2 separate regions of the Homo sapiens genome follow, and region 2 is linked to region 1. Evidence: chromatin loops called from intact Hi-C (ENCODE). Cell type or tissue: OCI-LY7. All regions are shown on one strand. Each heading gives the region's core, and the rest is flanking DNA. Links, peaks and the distances in the headings are about the cores only. Region 1 overlaps FOXN3 (forkhead box N3). Region 2 overlaps FOXN3 (forkhead box N3).

Region 1 (2,918 bases), core at 209-2,708:
GCAGGAAGCACGTGGGTTTGGGAATAGGAAGGATCTGAGTTCAGATTCTGTTCTGCTCCTTCCTAGCTGTGTCACCTGTGATCGGTTACCTAATTGCCTCTCTGACCCTCAGTTTCCTCATCCATAAAATGGAACAATCATTGCCACTTTACAGAGTGTTGAGCTCTTTAGATAACATATGAAACCGCTTGGCAAAGAGGGGATGGTGTTTGAGGCACAGAAAACACAGACAAAAGCTTGGAGGTCTCCTTGATGATGACATGTACGTGAAAGGGACGGTGAAGAAACTCCCCAGCTGGAGGAAGTGCCCTCCTGGGTCCAAGACGGGAGAAGCAGTAGCAGGAGGCTCCCCAGCAGGGATCCACCCAACACCATTCCCTCGATACTCTATTGCTCAGAACACTCAAGCAGTTTTGTGTTTGGAGCACAGTTTTGGGTGGTGTTTTTTTTTTTTTTTTTTTTTTTTTCCTTTTTTGGCTAGAGTCAGTACCATCTGTGAATTACACTGCGGTAGCCAGGTTTTTTGATAATTTGAATAAGACCTCAGGGAGTCTGAACTAAACATATGTCCCTCAAAAATATAAAGTAATTCATATGCTTTCATCTATTAATTGGGAAAATGAGCTTTTATCAATGTCTAAATGTTCACGAACAGGCAGAGAAATGTCAGGTTCTACCACATGTGACACGGCAAAAAAGACATCTTCCAATGCATGAGGCTTCTCCAGGCAGACATGAAGAGGGACACACTAGCCTGATAGAGCAGGCAAAATGACGACAAAAATCAGAGGTGAGTGTATTGCACCAAATTAGGTTGGTGCAAAAATAATTGCAGTTTTTGCCATTACTTTCAATAGTTTCCCAGAGCTGCCATCACAAATTAACACAAACTTGGTGGCTTAAATCAACAGAAATTCTCTCACAGACCAGAAGTGTGAAATCAAGGAGCCGACAGGACCTGGGGAACATCCTTCCTTGCCTCCTCCTGGCTTCTGGCGGCCCCCGGCCGATCTTGGCACTCCCTGGCTCACCCCTGCATTGGTCCAGTCTCTTCCTGTGTCATCTTCCCCACGTATCTGTTTCCTTTCCTCTCCTCTCCTCTCCTCGTAAGGGACGCTAGTCAATGACTTCAGAGCCCACTCAAATCCATTCTGACCTCATCTTAACCAATTACATCTGCAAAAACCCTATTTTTATTTTTATGTATTCATTTTTTTTTTTGAGAAGAGTCTTGCTCTGTCGCCCAGGGTGGAGTGCAATGGTGCGATCTCAGCTGACTGCAAACTCTGCCTCCCAGGTTCAAGCAATTTTTGTGCCTCGGCCTCCCGAGTAGCTGGAATTACAGGTGCCCACCACCATGCCCAGCTAAAAAAAAAATGCTATTTTAAAATAATTAGGTCACTAAATAAGACTCCAGGTGGACATGAATTTGGTGGGGGGGGACATTTCAGCCCACTACAGTGATAACAGAGAACATCAGGGGATATGCTACAATCATTAGAGCTGAAAGAACCTCAAAGGTAACCTTTTCCACAGATGTTAAACAGACTTCTTCTCTGATGCCAGCCCCAAGGGACTGGTGGTGGCTTCTGAGAATGGTGCTCACAGAAGCAGCTGAGGATGACAGCTGTGGCCAGCGATGGATGGCTGCCCTGGGCGTGGCATGTGGGAGAGGAGATCAACTCCTCACCTCTGCGCCCACCAGCCTGCTTCACTGTGCTCACTTTGCAGATATAGAAACTAAGCCTGTGAAATGCTGAAGTGATAGTTCTACTTAGTGGAAGAATCAGGACCAGAACCCAAGTCTCCTGAGTCTGCATCTGACAACCAGCTCTTCTAATACGTACCAGGAACATACAATTCTGAGTCACAGACAAGCTACTTACTATGGGCAGACACTAAAAAACAACTAATGACTTTCATTCATATAACATGGTTTCATCCACTTGGAAAACTGTTTTTGTAATCTAGATTAAAAAAAACTTCCTTTCTTCAACAAACATCAGCCCCACACCTACCACAATACCAGGAATGAGTCCTAGGAATACCTCATCTAGTTGTAAAAATATATATATAAAGCAATACAGAGATGCAGAGATAAAAATAAGCCCTGTCTTATGGTTCCACTGAGAAGAGGGACATGACCCAGCCTGAGCAGGGAGAATCATGGCAGACTTCTTGGAGGCGATGATGGCTGTCAAAGTCTACAGGATGAACAGGCCTTAGCTAGGGGCAGAGAAGGATAAGGTCATGACTAATGGCAGGAACAACAGCCTTGATGGCTCTCTGAACTGGAGCTAAGGTTGCTGTACGTGTTGTAAATTACATGGTTTTATATCCCATGGAGAAACAGCCTTACAATGAAATCTTTTTATAAACTTGCACCTGGAGATTATGTCTCTCCCCTAAGTCGGCATCTTACCAGGGAAGGAGAATTATGGAATCTGCCGAGTTTCCATTTTTGCCTTGGCTGTCAGGCACTCAATCACAACAAATATATTAGGTCAAGAATTTGGAATATTTGCTTTCCCCTCTCTCTACTGCATTTGTCTATTTTCAATTTTTACCTTAGCGACCTGATTGTGACCTATATGTCTTATGGCAAGCCCTATGAAAAGGAAGTGGGGTATAAATTATAAATGTGCCAATAAAGAATACTGGCTAATACCTACATAAACATGCTAATAAAGAATATTGGCCAATATCTATAGAGAGGGTCCGGGAGGTCTAAAATCTATAACCCTATCACCTTGAGCCTAAGTTAAGATGCCACATGGCCCATCTTTTTCAAAAGTCCAAACCCATCAACTTCAGAGAGGAAAAGGCTTAATTAATTATAGGTAAAGCCATCCGTGTCCTGAGGCAGATGAGACCAATTTCTCTCTGAATAACAAAAGCTGAGGCAAACATTTAAAAAA
Region 2 (2,918 bases), core at 257-2,756, 76 kb before region 1:
GGTAATGGTCAGGGAAAAAAGAATCAAAAGAAGAATATTATTTCTTGACAAGTGAAAATTATATGAAATTCAAACTTCAATGCCATAAATAACATTTTATTGGGACACAACACACTCACTTGTTTATGTGTACGTCTATTTTGTGCTAAACAGTTACTACATGACCCTTCATAGAAAAAGTTTGCAGAAGCCTGAAGTGGAAGACAGAGTAGTGACATTTTAATCTTGAAAAAGAAATTGATTTTGGATTAACTTTAAACGCGACCAAAACAAAGCAAATAGGCCATGTCCCACCCAATGGCCTGAAACCTAGGTTGCTCTGAGTGTGTGTGTTACTCAGTGACTGTCCTACCAAAATTTCCAGAAAACAGTCCCTGTGGAACGCTAATCTAATTATTATTAAATGTAATAATCATTACTTGGAAGCTTTCTGATTTCACTAACCCAATCCTCTCTCCACCTCCACACACAAATTCAAAATGTTTTTCTTAAGATTGTTTCTCCTCTGTGTTACTAATGGAACAATCTGAGGCACTCATCAGACTGTCTATGTAAATCTACACCTTTTTTTAAGCTGAAATAATTCTGGTTATTAAAAACAAACATGGGTACTGTTTGTAGGTCTGAGAGGAATATGGAATCAATTATATATATGTGTGTAAATAAGGCCGCCCACCAGATAATGCTGGATGGCCGGTGAACTTTGCTAGAAAAGTGCTGATGCAGATGAAAATTTGGACAGGCTCTCGTGAAAGTCGGAAACACCAAAGGTCTCTTTGCTTTTGCTACCCTCTCTCCCTTCGGTTCTCCATTTACCGAGCCACAGTATTTCTTAAAGCTCGTTGGCAGCCTGCACCTCTGCTTATTCTTGGGAGACACGTGTTTGCATCCTATTACAACCCATAGTTTTTGCATAACCATGGTGAGAGGAACCATCCTTCCCAATCCCAACCTCAACCAAAGCTTAGAAAAAGTGCCATTCTTAACCTTTCAGAATCACTCATAAGTAAATCCTATAGCAGTCTCTGCTAATGCAAATTTCAATGTGTGCCCGATATAGGTAACTTTTGTACACTCTGCACCGACATAAAGAAAAGAACAAAGATCTTCAAGTTTTGTCAGTATTTGCATTTTTGGAAGAAGAGCATGAAAATAACATCAAAATGAAAAATTAGGCCGGGAGCAGTGGCTCACACCTGTAATCCCAGCACTTTGGGAGGCCGAGGTGGGCGGATCATCTGAGGTCAGGAGTTCAAGACCAGCCTGGGCAACATGGTGAAACCCTGTCTCTACCAAAAATACACAGTTTAGCCAGGCGTGGTGGCACCCGCCTATAATCCCAGCTACTCGGGAGGCTGAGGCACGAGAATCATTTGAACCTGGGAGGTGAGGCTTCAGTGAGCAGAGACTGTACCACTGCACTCCACCCTGGGTGCCAGAGTGAGACCCTGTTTCAAAACAAATGAACAAACAGACAAACAAAAAGAAGACAAATGAAAAAATTGTATATTTCTGTCCCTAATCCTGCAGGATGGAATTAGCTCTCCTAAAATGAGCTCGAATCTTCTGGAATTTGTTCGAGATGTCCCGCACCGTTCTGTGCAGATGCACGCACTTGCTGTGGCCACTATGGGTCTCCAGTCTACTCTGAAAATAATCCCACTGTCTTCAGGCTGTACCTGGGGAAAGGTGTCATTCTGTGAATGAAGATACCTGGTGAAGTTGCGGGTCTTTGGGAGCTCCTGGCCCACACTGTCCTTATAACGCCTGAACCCACATCCGTGGCCACATACTACGGGAAGAAGCAGAATCTGGCCCCAGAACTGGACACAAAACATAGGAGTTCAAGTAACCTATGGCCTAGTTGGCCTGGCTCAAAAAGAGAAGCTGAGTCATTCAGAGTCCCCAAGACTAGAATTAAATGAGTAGATTCTTTAAGGAGGAGGTAGAGAAAGGAGAAGCTGCTAGGAGGCCAGAAAGCAGCTGTGGCCTGAGCAGATGTAACACACTGTGAACAAATGGAAGGAGGCAGCGAAGGACAGGTAAGCACAGCAGGGGAGCCTGGTTCCTGCAGAGGCTAATGGAACCCAGGCAGAGGAGGACAGAGGAACAGGTATCTGAAGCCCCTGGGGACAGCTCTTGCAGCCTGAGGGGTCTCCTGTTCCAGGCACTAGTTCCCTTGAGGCCTGGCCGCACGGTGGTCTGGGGCCTGTGTATGGGATTTCCTTGATGACTATAAAACTGTCTCTTTGTTTGTTTTTTTATTTTTCCTTGTAGTAGTTTAAATGCTCTTTATATTCAGAAATCCAAACTACGATACACCAGGTTTGAGGGTCTCCCTTCAACATCACAGCTTACAGGCCATTCAATCTCTCCAGGGCCTCTCCTCCGTTAAGTGTGATGGCTGGACTTGGCGCACCCTGCAGCCACTTTGGATTAATATTCTAGGACCCCATTTCCAAGCCTCCAGGAGTTGCCACGTGCCACCACTTCTCTTTACCCATCGGAACACGAGATTGGGGTTAGGGGAGGTGTGTTCCAGGACTCACCCACAGTCACTCACTGGGCAGGCGCAGAGGGGCACCTGGAAACCAGGTCACCGCTGTTTCCATGACACGGGTGGCCTCTGGTATTAGAATTAAAAATTTATAAACAAGAAAATGGGGGAAGCAGATTTCACAGAAAAGTCTGTGCTTTAAGCAAAGAAAAAGGAATCTGAACACTTCGTTAACTGGGTATAACTAACCATTGGAGCAACAGCAAAACCAAGGCAGAGGCTGAGGGGGAGATGCACTTTAGCCCAGGGGGGTCTCTGGAGTCTGCTCTCTGCCCTCTGGGTGTGCGTTTTAACCCTTCCACAGCCAGCCAAGGCCCGGCCTCTACAGCAGATTCCCACAGGGGTGCGACGGAACCATTTT

Evidence for each region. A loop is a pair of places that touch in the nucleus more often than their neighbours do. Peaks named below come from ENCODE experiments on the same cell type or tissue, not always from the same donor. Only the 100,000 strongest peaks of a DNase experiment are listed, where the experiment ranks them.
Region 2: it touches region 1 in a loop (6-fold over the local background); 7 of 110 quality-filtered maps call a loop at or near these places.

What each region holds. Positions count from the first base shown.
Region 1 is chr14:89,382,588-89,385,505 of GRCh38, forward strand. The region is part of intron 2 of FOXN3 (forkhead box N3); the gene reads right to left. Among named protein-coding and RNA genes, the nearest start is that of FOXN3, 33 kb to the right of the region's middle. RefSeq lists enhancers at 1,185-1,304, 1,365-1,534, 1,545-1,744. In OCI-LY7, for the core only: no CTCF peak of the experiment used is centred there; DNase peaks (open chromatin) are centred at 1,094 and 1,594; H3K4me3 peaks cover 2,500 bases; H3K27ac peaks cover 2,500 bases.
Region 2 is chr14:89,306,809-89,309,726 of GRCh38, forward strand. All of the region lies in intron 3 of FOXN3 (forkhead box N3), which reads right to left. Among named protein-coding and RNA genes, the nearest start is that of FOXN3-AS3, 42 kb to the right of the region's middle. RefSeq lists enhancers at 1,643-2,022, 2,084-2,584, 2,153-2,202, 2,585-2,918. In OCI-LY7, for the core only: a CTCF peak has its summit at 1,615; DNase peaks (open chromatin) are centred at 883, 1,623 and 1,983; H3K4me3 peaks cover 2,500 bases; H3K27ac peaks cover 2,500 bases.